Regions from separate parts of the Mus musculus genome. Here region 1 is linked to region 2. The links are chromatin loops, found by intact Hi-C in ENCODE. Cell type or tissue: left cerebral cortex. All regions are shown on one strand.

What was found. A loop is a pair of places that touch in the nucleus more often than their neighbours do. Peaks named below come from ENCODE experiments on the same cell type or tissue, not always from the same donor. Only the 100,000 strongest peaks of a DNase experiment are listed, where the experiment ranks them.
Region 1: it touches region 2 in a loop (2.3-fold over the local background); 2 of 42 quality-filtered maps call a loop at or near these places.

The regions. Positions count from the first base shown.
Region 1 is chr4:40,360,169-40,368,168 of GRCm38, reverse strand. No RefSeq gene overlaps it. Among named protein-coding and RNA genes, the nearest start is that of 4930509K18Rik, 51 kb to the right of the region's middle. In left cerebral cortex, no CTCF peak of the experiment used is centred here; DNase peaks (open chromatin) are centred at 3,764, 4,055 and 4,725; H3K27ac peaks cover 610 bases.
Region 2 is chr4:40,296,443-40,304,442 of GRCm38, reverse strand. No RefSeq gene overlaps it. Among named protein-coding and RNA genes, the nearest start is that of 4930509K18Rik, 13 kb to the left of the region's middle. In left cerebral cortex, CTCF peaks have their summits at 3,154 (motif pointing left) and 6,883; DNase peaks (open chromatin) are centred at 2,871, 3,147, 4,423, 5,519 and 2 more places; H3K4me3 peaks cover 264 bases.

The sequences.
Region 1 (8,000 bases), 64 kb before region 2:
TGGAGACTTGCTTGTCACAAAGATCCAGGATGGGACCCCATACTTCTCTTTGGGGAGTGGGGCCATGCAATCCTCAGTCACCCTTCAGATACTGCTGTTTTACTTCCATTGAGGAGGAACATCTCAAGGTTCCACATCTGATATGGTACCTCCTTTGAAATGTACTTCTCGTTGTCTTTGAACCTCAGCCAAATTTTCATTTAACATACTGTTCCATAGCTTGCTGTTTGGTCACTACGAGGATCCAGACAGATAAACAAACAAGGTGATAAGAAAATGCAGAATTACTAAGGTAATAGGAGAAGGCATTTTAGCCTACAATTGTCAGATTGAGAGGACAAGAAAGTCCAAAACTGTTTAAAATGGAGATTTCAGGTGGTTGTGATGAGTCAGCTGAGAGACAGGAACTGTTTGAGGCAGGGGTATTGTGTTTGTCCCGGTTTAAGGAGCAGACTCCAGCATGAGTAAGGACCACCCTGTGTATGAAGAACCTGTCTCGCTCCCATTGTGAGCACGCTTCCCTAGCTTGTGAGTTCCAGCTGTACCCTTCAGGTCTCTGAGATTAGTAAATCAAATACGGTGTTTCACTGTTTTGAATTGTCCTGGAACTTCATGCAAGAGCTCTAGGAATTCCTGCATCATCTGAAAGCCACTGATGCAGAGAGATCCTCCTGCCTCTGCCTCCAGAATACTGGGCTTAAAGATATATATCACCATATCCAACACAGAGCAGTTGCAAGTGATCCTGGGGTGTGTTATTAACTTTGGATGAAAAAGTTAGGATGTAAGAGATGTTTTCATCATAATATTGTGTCACGACAGCCCGCTGTGATTACTTCCACCCACCACCAATCCAATACCTCTTATACTGCAGGTATTTTTCAGACATTAACTCTACTATTCATACTACTTAGCAAGAGAGTTGATAGTATGCTGATGTCATTATGACTCAAGAGATTAAGTGACTTGCCCAACATCCATACTCAACTTTTAAACTATAGATAGACAGTTCAATATTGACTCCAAAGACAAAGTGTTAACTAGACCTCAAGGTAGACAGATCACAGATGTGTGTTTTCTGGAAATAAAAATGGCATTGTCATGAGGAAGGGGGTCATTTAGCATTATCTGAGAAGTGTGGCTGTACAGGTAGATAGATGGGTGCTACAGAGCTTCTCACTGAGTTCAGACTGAGCTTGCCCATATATCACGGTAATGGTTTCTGTGATGTCAATGGAATGTTCTCAGCCTGTGAAAGTCAATATGCTTAAGTAGCTTAAGTGGGGGGGGGGGGGGTTCCCATGTTGTGGTGGTTTGAATACACTTGACCCAGGGAGTGGCACTATTAGATGTGACTTTGTTGGAGGAAGTATCTCACTATGGTGGTGGGCTTTGAGGCTCCTAAGGTCAAGCTCCACCCAGTGCAAAAGAGACACTCCTCCTGGTTGCCTTCAGAAGAAAGTCTTCTGCTACTGCCTTTGAATATACTGCATGACAAGATCATGTTTCTTGTCATGATGAAAATGGACTGAACCTCTGAAACTGTAAGCCAGACCCAATTAAATGTTTTCTTTTGTAAGTGTTCCCTTGGTCATGGTGTCTCTTCACAGTGATGGAAAACCCTAACTAAGACACCTGCTGATTGTCATATGTCCTGCCCCTAAAATCTGAGGTATTTCTTCCCTTCCTGTCTCTTTTGGGGTCTCAGAGAACACTTGAACTCTAAGTTGACCTCAAGGATAAAATTCTGACACTGTGTTCCCCAGAGGGGATCAAAGTCCCACCAAAGATATTCCCCTGGGGTGTCTCTTTATGCAAAAGCCCTCACTAGGCAGGGTTGAGAAGTCAGTGCCACCTTGACTAGAGTCGGGGGAGGATGTTGGCTGGGTGGACCAGGACCAGGTGTTCCTGCTAAGTGAGCAAAAGGAGACTTCCTGTGGAGTCTCTCTAGTTCCAGCCACTGGAGGGTCTCATTAGCTATGCACACTAATGTTTCTTTAAGGATAGTGATATCCTCAGGGATGCAGAGCTGCAGAGACACTGGAAATGCTGGTGGGGTTTTCCAGCGTTCCCTGCATATAGTTTGAGTCCCCTCTTTCTCCCGGGGACATCTTAACAGTTTGTGTTCAGTTGTTTGTTTTCTTTTTTTGTTTTCCTAGAAACCCTGACAACAGGGCATTTATTAAGAGTGTGAACCCAGACATAAGTGTGTTAGAGAGAAGAGTGAATAAAGACAGAGGCTCAGAAAGAACACTCAGTGTGACAAGGAAGCCCACAAAATGCCCTAATTGAGAAAGAGCCTCCTCAGCACTTTCCACTCTAGAAATGCATCAAGCTGTCAGGGAACTTACAGCTTTCCACAGTCAAAGTCTCTGTCCCCTCTCTGCCCTCCTGCCCTTCCCTTCACACTAGCCCTAGGAAGGTTTTAAAGAGACACGTTGAAAGTGTTATCCCCTTCCCACAAGTCAGCCAATAGAATATTATAGCATGGTTTCCCTTTGGCTAATTAATACAAAGGCTCAAGCCATCTGTTTGAGATGGCCACTCTAATCTGAGCTTTAAGGTAAAACTCCATGATTGACTCTGGTGAGACATCTGCTGTGGTCACATAGGGCTAAGACACACTGGCTCCTCAGGCACACAGTTTGAGAAGGAGGTGTGTATAGGGGTTGTTGTAATTCCAGGGGTGGGATTTAGTGTTATTTAGCCAGCAAGCAGAGGTATAAAAATTTTTTTAAAAACTAAATAACAATCAGTAGAGAGCAGTATCATGTGGTGGGCCATCTTCCTGTTCAAAGTGTGACCCCAGTCTGTGATAGAAGTATGCATGACCATCGAGACTCATCTGAGAGAAGAACGGAGGCCTGTGGTGGAAGTAAAGCACATGGAAGTGGGCCTCTTTCTTCATCAGATATGCACTAAGGATCTGCTGCACATCTGGCTCTTGAAGGAGACACTCCACATCTGCCTTATTCAAGCCTATCCTGGAGATACCACTTGCACCTGAGATGGCACAGGTGATAACTATTGGAACAGAAGTCAAAGCCAGGCATTTTGTCTCTTCTCCACCAAAGTGGACTGTATAATCCCTTGTCCGATCTGATTTAAAAAAAAAAAAAAAGAAGAAGAAAGAAAGAAAAAGAAAGGAAAGGAAGAAAAGAAAGGAAAGAAAGAAAGAAAGAAAGAAAGAAAGGAAGGAAGGAAGGAAGGAAGGAAGACACCAGAAGAAGCTATCAACCATGTGTGTATATGCATGCACATGCATACATGTGTATGTCCTTACACAGACAGGCAGGCACACACACACACATCTTGACATTCATATACGATGGGGAATTCCAGGCAGCTAGAACTATGAATATAAAGGCCCTACTCTTGCTCGGAAAGTGTCTATACAATACATTGAGCATCTTAAGACAACTCAATAATGTGCACTAAAAAAGTTTGTTCTTAAAAAAAACAAACAAACAAAACACTCACTAAAATATATTGTCAAAGCTGCCCCTGCATTTAACAGTTTTTGGCATAGGCAAGCATTCACAATTTCTCTTATGTGACACTTGTCTGTCTTACACGGTTCCCTTTTCTCTTCTACTTTATCTCCAGGAACTTAGGAAATTCTCTTTTCTCCTTAATATATAAGACAGGGAGATGACTGGTGACATTTTGCAATATGTTTCAACAACTCGTAAGTTTAGGAAGTGATGATGTAACAGAATTATGTAAAGCCACTGAAATTCTTCCTCTCCCTTGTAGAATTCTGCCAACATTTTGTTTTCTGTGATGCTACAGAAATAATATGAAACGAACTTGGAATTTCCCTCCCTTTGGAGAAGTTGATACTTATGTCTATCTAGATGTTATCACATCCAAAATATTTTCTTATGGTTTGGGGTTAGAAGGAAGTAAAAGAATTGACTCCTCATAATTCTTGGAAAGTTCTGCGGTTGTAGGGAAATTCAGAGGTAAGCATAGTATTGAAGGTACCATGAGGGGGCATTTGTGAGGGAGCTGAGGAACTGGATCCCATATTAGTAACAGAGAATTGGGAGGTGTTAAATCAGAGAGCCAGATGCTGACCCAGCACTCCCCATCTTTGAGAACATGGGTTTTGCTGAGCAATGTGAAGTGCTGTGCTCAAGGAATGTTCATGAAGTCCTTAACCACTTGGCACAGTCCCACTTTCTCAGGCTCCCCTGAGGCCAGTTTCTAGGGATCACTGAAGTCCTTCAAGATTTTTTTTTTGTCCCCTATTCTCTCAGGCACAACCTTTGACTCAAAGCCTGGCCAAGGCAGAGCAGCTTGTGTTTGTGTCTTCAGGAAAGTAGCATCTTGGAAACACTTACTGTCCTCTATCTGACTTCCTACCTGGGTTTTCTGCATTAGGAATCTCTTTGTTAAGTGGAAAGTAAAACCACAGTGGACAGTTGAAGCCCGGCCTGAGCTTGGGATAGCCAGTCCTGCAGCCCCCGGCAACATAGGTAACAGTCCACATTCTTCTTTGCTTTTTGTTGGATAAACATTGACTTAATCAAGAAATAGTATTTTTTGATGAGCTGAGGGAGCCTCCACCCACTCCCACCCCCAGAACTTCACACAAGAGATCTCTGTAAGTGGGAAAGCAGCCTGGTTGAAAGGCTGAGTGATTTGGAGGGTTGGCATCCTTCTTACTTTTATCTGATTATAAAAATCCTCCCCGAAACTGCTTCAATAAAATGCAACTCCCTGTTTAGTCAGTGGCCATACATAGACAGGCCTGAAATAGGGATGTGTGAAACCCTGAAAATATGCATAAAGTGTGTGTGTGTGTGTGTGTGTGTGTGTGCGCGCGCGTGCACGCGCGCACGCGCGCGTGCGTGTGTGCGTGCGCATGTTTAGTGTAGTGTATGCGCATTTTCCAAGAAAAAAAAAGCTGCATTTTCCATTGAATTCTCAAAGAAGAATTCACACCCCAACACACCAGTTAAAGACCAGTGACGCAAAAGGACTGAATCATGGGTATATTTATTTTCATTTTGTTCCCCATTTATTTTATCTGACGTTTAAAAAAAAAAAAAGGTTGAGTCTGATTAACATGAGTAGTGTCACAAATATTGTAGTCCTTGGGGCCTTTTCTCTTCAAAACTTCCCAGATGGGCAGAACTGGGGAGTTACATCATGATAACACAAACACAGGGCTGTGAGTGATGAGATAGATGATCATCTACACACATGGTCTAGGACTGGCAAGGGGTGACAGGTGTATGCTTGCCCCTGGCTTCATCAGCATGCCTCACTAGGAACATGCAGACAAGACTTCAGAGTTCCAAGTCCCTCTGTTTCAGAGAAAACTGAAGTCAATGAGACTGGCATATTAGAGGAACATGGGAAGCTCCCACAATTGCCTTCACTGTGAGAACTTGCATAGCCCAGCCTTCCCCTGAAGTGTGCATGTACACAGGCCAGAGGGAAGCATCTGTGCCTTCCTTAGTTTCTCCCATTTACTTTTCCGAGACTATTTCTCTGTGAACCAAGAGCTTACTATACTGGTTGGCCAACAAACACCTGGGATCAGCCTGATACATTGTATCCCTTCTCCTGGCCTCATTTGAGTGTTTGTTTCCCCAGCCTCTCCCTTGAATATGCACATGTTCATATCTTATTTTTTTCACTAAAGCAGCAAATTCAAGATGACTGTACTTTGCAAAACCCCCTTGTTTCACCCAAATATTGGAGAAAAGAGATCACCTTGGCTCTTGAGCCCTTCCAGTAGAGCTGAGCTCATTCCTTCCAGCCTAGTGTCTCCATCTAATGAATGGACATCATTGCAGAAGATCAGAGGGAGAAAAACTGCAGAATTCCAGTATGTACACAGGGTTTCTCCAGGCTGAGGTGGGAAACAGGAAAACAGAGAATGGGTTCTTTCAGTAAGTCAGAAAGGAGGGCACTGAGAAGAAACCCAGAGGATGACTGCCAGCCTTTGCTTGATGACTGGGCATGGCGGTTTGAGTGAGGCTTGTCCCCCATAGTCTTGCACATGCCAAAGCTTGATCCCTGGTTTGTGATGTTGTTTTGAGGGGGAAGGGGAGTTGTAGAACCTTTAGGAGGTAGGGGCCTTGCTGGAGGAAATATGGGAGTGGGCTTTGAAAGTTCATATCCTCACCTCACTTCTAGTTTGCTCTCTGCTTTGTGTTTGCTGTTGAAGAGGTAATCTTTAAGCTCTCTGACCCAGCTGCCCGCTGCCATGGCTCCCCCATCATTCTGAACTCTCCCTCTGGAAGCATAAGCCCAAATTAACCCTCTCTTCTATAACTTGCCTTGATCATGGTATTTGATGATAGCAACAGAAAGTAACTAAGGAAGGACAAATCAATGAGACCTATTTGACCCATTTGGTGTCAGCTGTGATTGCCAGTTGGACACAATCTAGGATTACCCAAGAAGATAATCCCAGCCAGGAACTGTCTGTATTGGGTTGGCCTGTAGGCATATCTAGGAGTATTTTTGTCTAATTTTACTTCATATGTCTGAATGTTTTGCCTGCATGTATGTCTGTGCACCAAATGCACAGACTGTATTGTATCTAAGGAGGTCCAAAGAGAGCATAGAATTCCTTGGAACTGGAATTAGATATTAGCAGTCATGTAAGTGCTGGGAGTCAAATCAGGGTCTTCTGGAAGAGCAGCAAGTGCTTTTAACCATGGAACCAGTTCACTACCTCCTAGAGAGATTTTTAAAATTTTAATTAATGTGGGAAGATCCAGCCTACTGTGGGAAGAACCATTCCCTAGGCAAGGGGTCCTGAACTGTATAAGAGTAGAGAAGTCTAGCTATGGGCAAGCAAGCAAGAAAGCAGGCAGACATGTATGTGCTTATTTCCCTGATTTTGACTGTGCCTGGCTGTAGTTCCTTCCTTGACTTTCTTAACAATGATAGACTCTGCTGAAATTCTAAGATGAAATAAACCCCTTTCTTTTCTAGGTTGCTTTTTTTTTTCTTTTTTTCTTTTTGGCCAGGGTGCTTTTATCATGGCAACAGAAGTGAAATGAAAACACGTAGGATTTAAAACAGGTGTACAATTTCACATGAGAGTCTGACACTCCACAGAGAGGGTTTATCTGGAGATCAACTTATGAGTCAGCTTAATATAGCTTGGAAATCGGAGAAGGGGAGATTCTAAGAGCAGACCAGATCATAATACCAAATAGGTTAGGTATTTGAGGCTTGGTACTCAGTAACACACAAAAAACTATCATACCTAAAACTATAAATGTTCGACAAATTGTTACTTTGTAATAGCTTTTTCTTTGTCTCTTTTCCATATGACAATCTTCTCTTTATGTTGAAAATTGAATATGAAGGTCATACCTTAAGAGTAGTTTATCACTGTTTGACTATTCATATGCACACTAATACTATTATTGCTATCGTTATGTTTATTTTTTAAACTCTTTGGAGAAAATTGTTTCTTATTCCAGCAGTGGTTATCAATATGATCCTAAGCAGGCTCTGTGTAAATCTGCTCTCCTTGCCTTTGTCCTCTTCCCTAAAGTTATATTGATTATAGGGAACATATCACCTATAAAGCTGAGAAGACAATTCACATCAACCGAGATCAAATGACAAATGACTACTGGTAATAAAGTGACTCATGGGATGATGGGTGATACCAGGGAGACTGTGTACAACACTGTGACCTTAGACACATGTGCTAGATGTCCACACATAAGTGAAGTGCAGGTCACCTTCATTCTATATGAGGTTGCTTCAGCTGTGTTTTTGGAGAGATGTTGAAACTTAAGGGTGTCTATAATCTGAACACAGCTTAGTACAAAAGCAGGTATTATATTTGTGACTCTACATTTGGCTAAAGTAAGTGCTTTTTAAGTGCATGGGTTTGGTAGAAATGCTAATAGGACTATAGAGAATTGATTGACTAGCCCTGTTTGCAAAGAAAATTACACAAAAAGGTTTTTACTAGTCGATAAGACCAAGCTGCTTAAGAGTCTCATTCAATTGCC
Region 2 (8,000 bases):
TGCCTGGTAGTTCAGGCTGTTTCCCCATGAGCACCCAAGACATCCCACTCACCGGATAGTAAGGACAGTTGACTAGGCTGGGCTTACTTAGGGCTCAAATGATATATACAAACTATGCTCTTAGCGCCTCCCCACTGACACTTAGATCAGAAGTTCTCCACTACAGGTTGTGACCCCTTTAGGCGACAACCAATCCTTTCATAGGATATCAGGTATCCTGCATATCAGATATTTACGTTATGGTTCATAACAGTAGCAAAATTACAATTATGATGTAGCAACAAGGCAATGGAGGACAACTGCTAACTGGCGTGTTCAGCCTACTTTCTTACACAAGTCAGCACCTCCCACAGTTAGCTGAGCCCTCCCACATCAATCAAACAAACAGAAAGAGTTCCCAGATGGAGTTAGTTGCCTACAAGGAATCTAATAAAGGGATTTCCTCAACCGAGATTCCTCTTTTCACATAACTCTAGCTTGCATCAAGTTAACAAAACAGTAACATACCGGCCAGGACCCCACCTCTCTAGCTTGGTGAAGCAGTGAGTTTAGTTGGATTGCTTACAGGAACCTGTCTGACTGGGGCAGTTACATCACCAGGAAGCTCAACCTCGGCATAGGGTCTGCTCGAGAAGGTTGCATTACTCCGGGTCATGCCCAATTTGCAGGCAGCTCCTCCAATGATGCTCCTCTGCTTCAGCAACAGCTTCTGCCCCTGGGACCCCCAGCCTCCTGATTTGTAACTTCCTCCTGAGGTCCTTTAACTTTCATGTGAGTTCCACAGGTCTCCGTCCTTAGGTCCAGGAGGGGATGTTTCCATCAGGAGGAACTAGCCACACAATAGGAACTAGCCACACGATAGGAACTAGCCACACAATAGGAACTAGCCACACAATAGGCATCATTACCACCTCTTACATGTTTACACCAGGGCTATTGACAACGCTTTCTTGACACAACAATAATAATATAATATTTATGATATTGTTAATAATATTTGGATTAATTTGTTTCAACGGAAGCAAAACAACAATCTGTATACTTCCAGAATTTCCGGAACAATAGTAGACTCTTAGATCTGGATGAGACTTGAAGGTCAGTCATTCATTCCTCATTGAACAATTCATGAACAATGAATTGAACGAATAACATCCATTGTTGTTTTATATTTGACTCTACCAGTATTTTTAGCTCACAGATTTGTGTCTTTAGGTTTTGAATATTTTATCAATAATTCCATCATCTATCACTTTGCTTTATGGCTATTGATTGGTTTCTTAGGTACAGGTGCCATTTTCTTCCTCTTTCACATGCCTGGCACAGGCTTGGTACTGATGTCTTGGAATTTCTCTGGTTACAGAAGTTTCCCCTCCTATTCACTCAGGTCATTTTTCAGTTGATAACTTGAGCTCCATGTAACCTTTCCTGTCTGAGAGGGACTCAAGCTGTCATCATCTCCTCAAACCTCAGTCACAGTCTCTTAAACTCGATGACTCGGTTTTGCTTGGCTCAGAAGTCTAGAAACTCCCTCCAGTGCCAAATCAAGGTAGCTGGGGCCCCATTTCCTGTCTCTCATTTCTATCCTGTATCATGAACCCACGTTGCCTAGTATCTGGTGTCTTTAAGCCATTGTTCCATGTATTTTGCTCTGTTTCTAGTTCTTTAAAAAGGAAAGCTAAATCTAGTCCTTCCTCATGGCCGGTGGTGGGATAACTTACCCATCAGCGGAGCCAACCCTAATTTCTTGACTCTGAACCCCTTACTCTAACTCCTGACGCAGGCAAGAACACAAGAAGATTATGCAACTGTTTTTTGGACTTAAGTGTCCCTGGATAGGAAACACGTGGCTCCCATGGTTTTGTAAAAAACAAGAATAGAAGGTGTTCTCTGTAAACTATCCAAGGTCATTTACACGGCTTTGGTACTAACCAGAATGCAGTGTTCCGATTTCTCAGTTAACAGTTGTTGAAATTTTGGAACTGCTAAGTGACGTTGAATGTAGAGTTCCATTTAAGTATATGAAGGATCCTGGGGGGGGGGGGGGGTGGATGGTAGGCGTAGGTGCTCTTGTGTGAACCTCCATCATTGCCCGGAGCAAACCAACGTTACTGTCAATTTCCCTGTGGGATAGTGGGAGCAGAAACGGCAGGAGCTGCATCCCTGGTCTCCCTGGAGCAAGCCAAGGATTGGAGTAAGAACATAAGATGGGCCCATTCTCCAGTTTGTCAATTTTCTGCCTGCGTTACCAGATGAAAGCCCTCGTACATCTGCAGGCAAATGCTTTGTGTATGTGCTGTCCGGAGAACGAGTGCGGACTAGGCTTAGCTAGCCAGCAGAGGATGCGGTCTCTGACATCTGAGTGTTAGGATTGCCTTCAGGCACTACGGTTGCTGGGCTTTGTCTTTGGGTTCTAAAGACACAAACTCTGGCAAATGAGTCATCACTGAGCCATCTCCCCAGTTCAAATCCCCCTGTTCCTGATATGAGCCAACACCTGGGACCCAGGACACCTATATGAATGGCTGCATAGACGGAGGGACGACTCGTCCCTGTTCTGTCTCATCAGCAGCTGTGGGTTTTCCTTATGATAGCAAATGAGGCAACACTTATTAAATTCTGGGTTTGATGCTTTTATAATAATTACATTTTAGTTACAGGGAGAATTAATTGGGCGATTTGGACTTATTTGGAGTTGACAGAATCCATATAACTTAGCAGATTACCTTAGGAATTTCAAAATATGTTATCTCAAAATAGAGCTTAGAAAAAAACGGAGTAGAATCTGTGTTGGCTTTAAAATCCACTTTGAGCAAGGGAAATTTCCAGCTTGGGCTGCCTTCTGAGTCCCTGCTGCTGACTCTGCACTTTGGGCGACAGGCTGTCATTTCGGGACAGGTTTTTTTTTTCATTTTAAATGGTTTGTTTAATGATTTCTTCTTTTAAGAAAACTTTAGGCTGAATTATTTTACTAAAACATTTTCCATGTCATGCTAAAATATTACATTTACCACATCAATGGTGTTTTAGGAAAACCAGCTACAATTGGTAACGAAGCGCCCTAAATTCTCAAAAAGGCAGGAAGTGGGGTTGCCTTTCGTCAGAAAGCTTTACCGCTCCCTGGAATTTGGGACGCTTTTAAACAGCGCCACCTAGTGGAGTTCTCTAACTATAACCGCACCGCAGCGCCCTATCCGTGATTCTTTGAATACCAAGTTTAGCTGGGTGTGACAGCACGTGTAATCCCAGGCCTCCCGAGGCTGAGGCAGGAGGAGAGACTGCACAGCCAGACTCTGTGTTTCAAAACAAATAAATAAAAGGATTGGGGGTTTTGGGGATGTAGCTTAGGGGAACAGCAAGTGTTTAGCCCGTCCAAGGTCTTGGTTTAGATTCCTCGGGGGATGGTAGCAAATTAATTGTTCCAGATGTCATTCAGCCTACTGATAAATGCATCCCAGTTTCAATTCCTGCACTGATTAATTTGAACGCAGATATATACTCAACCAGCTTCTCAAAAGTTCAGTTATTTACTGATTTCATGTCCCATGGATAACTGTTTTTTTTTTCCCGCTGACGTCTTTCACACTGCCCCTCGCCCCCCCCCGCCCCCCCGCCGTGAAGTCTTCCCGGAGAATTAAGACATTATGTATAAGGTAAGGTTCAGTTTTCACAGAATGGGAAGTGACGCAAGGTACATATGCTTGTTAGAGAGGCAACTGAGCTCACACAACACCACACATTATTAGCATCACAGGGAGTGTCAAAATGTGTATACGGGGTCAGGGGACGGGGGCGGGGATGGGGTGGGGTGGGGGAACAGCCAGTGGATGTAGAGAATTTCTTCTCCAAATTCATTTTATATTCCCACTGGGAAAAAGCTAAATTCCATTTGCCAGATTCTCCTGCAGCTTATGCAGGGATCTGGGGTTGAATTTGGATAACGTGGAACCTGGCTTCTAAAATATCCTCCATATTTTCCTCACCTTCCCCAAATCCCTGTCTGATAACTGTCATTATCCAGTCAGACAGACCTTAGGAGCTTTAACTGTCCACACACAGCCTACTACCCTCCTATTCTAGCCCTATGACCTTCAAGGGACTGTGATGTGGACACAGAACCCACTTTCTTGCCATAAGCTAGAGGTTTGGCGTTTACTTGTTAACTGCACTGATGAATGAATATGGAAGAGAGGAAAATGGAAGCTAAAGGAGAGGCGTATCTGAGAGAACAGACCTTTCCTTCAGAAAGATGCCTGGGTTTTCTGACGCATTTGTGCAGGTCTCAGAGTAAGCACGCAGTTGATAAACATCAAAAACATCAGCAACACAGCTGAAAAGCATAACCACAAAACGCACTCTGGCAGTGTGAGTTTGGGAGCCGGATAATCAGGCTGTGATGGAGATGATGAATCTTGTGTAGAAACGCTTCCTGCAGCTTTAGTCATGAGGAGTTCCGGTGAGGCGCCTGCGCTGTAGGGTATTTAGGAAGGGGCCTGTCAGCTTTCACAGCGCCGTCGCGCCTTCTTTCAAGACACTGTGACACCTCATGCTGTCAATCCTGCTTCCACACTAATTAAAGTTCTTAATAACCTCCATTCCAAGATGGTCCGGAATATATGATGTGTGTTTATTTCCATTATAGGCAGGGTACACAACATGTGACATTAGTAAAGAGTTCTCAACTGAGCTATTTGTGGGGCCCCACTCAGCACACATTCAACACCCAAGGAAGCCCTTGGATGAACAGAGGAAGAAGAAACTCGTGGGCTACAGAGGCCAGAGTCTGCAGAGGAAGAATTGGCATAAAGTTGTTTTTTGAAGAAAGAAAGGCAAGCAAGCCTGGTCACAGGAGGAGGGGGAATGAGCCATTGGCTTCATGGCGGGAGGGGAGGGAAGAATTGAAAAGTTTAGCCAAGATGGAGGCAGGATAACAAGAGCTCTGAAAACCATCACTGAGAATTGAATTTAAAGCTGAGTTAGAGCTCCAGATCAGTTAAGTAGGCAGACACGCTGGATCTAGCCAAACCCTGAGCTGATAGCTGCTATCTTCAGTTCTGCCCCAAAGCACACTCAAGATGGGAGGAGATATGACCGCACACCCTGCTCCTAAATAGAAACAATCGGAGATTAGGGGAAGTGCCTCTCTGTACCGTGTCCTTGTGTGTCCTTTCTTCTTGTCAGACTGTTGATAAAAGAACCTTATTAGTGTGGTCAGTGTGGTTCTCACCCTTCCTAATGCTGTGACCCTTTAATACAGTTCCTCAGGTTGGGGCAACCCCAACCATAAAATTATTTTTGCTGCTACTTTATAACTGTAATTTTGCTACTGTTATGAATAGTAATGTAAATGTTTTTGGAGACAGAGGTTTGCCAAGAGGTCACGATCCACAGGTTGGGAAGCACTGCTCTAGATCTTTCTCTGTCTTTACTTGCTTTATATTGCCATTTCACTGTGAATCCCTCTCCTGTGTAGCTAACCTCGACTCCTTGTGCAGCCCCAGTATGGGGTATATAGCTCTGGTACTCCTGCTCATCGCAAGTACTTACAAGGCTCCCACTCAAAATCTACATTCTTGAGGGGGGTGGACTGTGAGTCATTTAAGTCGGTATCGGAAGAATAAGGACAATGTCTCCTCCCTGGAAAGTAATAAAATAATGTGTGTGGAGGTGGGGGGGGGGGAGTCGATAAGTAGACCTGCTGGATCTAGGTCTTATCCTACGTACTTGGGACTGAGTCAGGAGGATCACAGGTTCAGGGTTACTCTAGCTATTTTAGAGTGACTTTGGGGCCAGCCTGAAGAGCTTAGTGAAAGATTGTCTCAAAATGAAAAGTAAAAAGAGGGAGGGAGATAAAATCCAGTGATAGAACATTTGCCAGGACTCTAGGCTCTCTCTCTCTCTCTCTCTCTCTCTCTCTCTCTCTCTCTCTGTCTCTTGTCTGTGTGTGTGTATGTGTGTGTCCCAGAAGCAAGTCCCAGATCCAGGCGTGGTGGCACACACCTTTAATCAGGGCCACACTTTCTGCTGGAGACCTACATAAAAACATTGGAAGAAGGAAGACATTGGAAAAAGGAAGATTCTCTCTTCTTCGCCTGCTTGCCTTGTGGGACTGAGCAACTGCTAGATCCTTGGACTTCCACTCATAGCTGCTGACCATTGTTGGGGAGTTGGACTACAGACTGTAAGTCATCAACAAATTCCCTTACTATATAGAGACTACCCATAAGTTCTGTGACTCTAGAAAACCCTGACTAATACACTCTGTCTCTCTCTGTCTCTCTGTCTCTCTCTGTGTGAAAGAGACACACACACACACACAGAGAGAGAGAGAGAGAGAGAGAGAGAGAGAGAGAGAGAATGGTAATCTTAGCACTTGGGAGACTGAGGTGAGAGAACCCGAGTCCTGGGCCAGCCTGGATTCTATGACAAAAACCCTCTTGAAAACAGAACAACAAACCCAAATGGAAGCCCCACCCATGCACCCAGCCATGTGCATTTACCTGTCTATCACATCTGAAACTCCATGTAAAATGACTATTGAATGAGAAGATGACTGAACTGACAGCACAGGAGAGAAGAAAACTCGGAGAAAACTCAGTGAACACGATTCTAGTTAACCAGTTGCAAGGACAATGCTGACAGTCATTTGTGGTAAGAATCAAGCTGACATAGAGAAGCATGGTGGGATGTACTTGGATCATGGTTAGGACATACTGTTTAAGATTTAAAAAATAGGGCTGGAGAGATGGCTCAGATGACTCAGGTCCTGAGTTCAAATCCCAGCAACCACATGGTGGCTCACAACTATCTGTAATGGGATCTGACGCCCTCTACTGGTGCATCTGAAGACAGCTACAGTGTATATAATAATAAATAAATCTTAACAAAAATTTTTTTAAAAATAAAAAAATCAGAGGGGCTTGAGAGATGGCTCAGTTGCTAACAGCACTGACTGCTCTTCCAGAGGTCCTAAGTTCAATTCCCAGCAACCATAAAGTGGCTCATAACCATCTGTAATGGGATCTGATGCTCTCTTCTAGTGGGTCTGAAGACAGTGACAGTGTACTCACATACATACAATACATAAATCTTAAAAAAAAAAAAATCATAGAAAGTCCTACTGGCCGTGAGAATTTGGGGGGTTTTGATATTGAGACATTTCATCTGTGAATGGGATAGACCAAGTGAGCCCTACATTTGTGTGTTGCTTCTCAAGAGTAGAGTCTGTGAGGAGGAGCCCAGTCAAAAGTGATCCTCAGGGGGCCGGAGAGATTATTCAGCAGTTATGAGCACTGGTTGCTCTGCCAGAGGACCAGGTCTGATTTGCAGCACACATGGTAGTTCACACGCCATCAGTAACTCCAGGGTGTCTGATACCCTCTTCTGGCATCTAAGGGCACTACACATATGTGGTACAAGGAAGTACATGCAGACACTCCATCCATACACATAAAATAAAAATAAAATAAAAGTGAGCCTTTGTTTCTGGTGCTATAGGAGTGAAAGACACAGGTCAGTGAAGCACTGACTTCCTCTGAGATGGACTGTGCTGAGTCCCAGCCACAGCAAAGACTATTGAAGTAAGTCTGCTCCATTAGATCATATGTGGTTCGGGCTGACCTGTGGCTCCTGCTTTTCAGTTATGTAAAGTCCCTGACCTGGCATTTATACTCAATCATACCCAAAAGCTCTAGAAAATGTGCAGGCATTTGGCTTCTTCATATTTTCATCTAATAAAAGAAATAAAGAGCCCAGGTGGCACACAGCATGTGCCTGCAATCCTGTAACTCAGGAAGCTGAGGTAGAAAGTCTTTTAAGCTTGGGATCTTGAGGTCAGTGCGAAATTTAGGGAGACTATCTCAACAAATGGCCCAAATCAAAAGACTGGAGAGATGGCTCAGTGGTTAAGAGCACGCTGCTTTCAGAGGACCCTGGTTCCATTGCCAGCATCCACAAGGTGGCTCACAACCATCAATTCTAGGGAATCTGACACTATTTTCTGG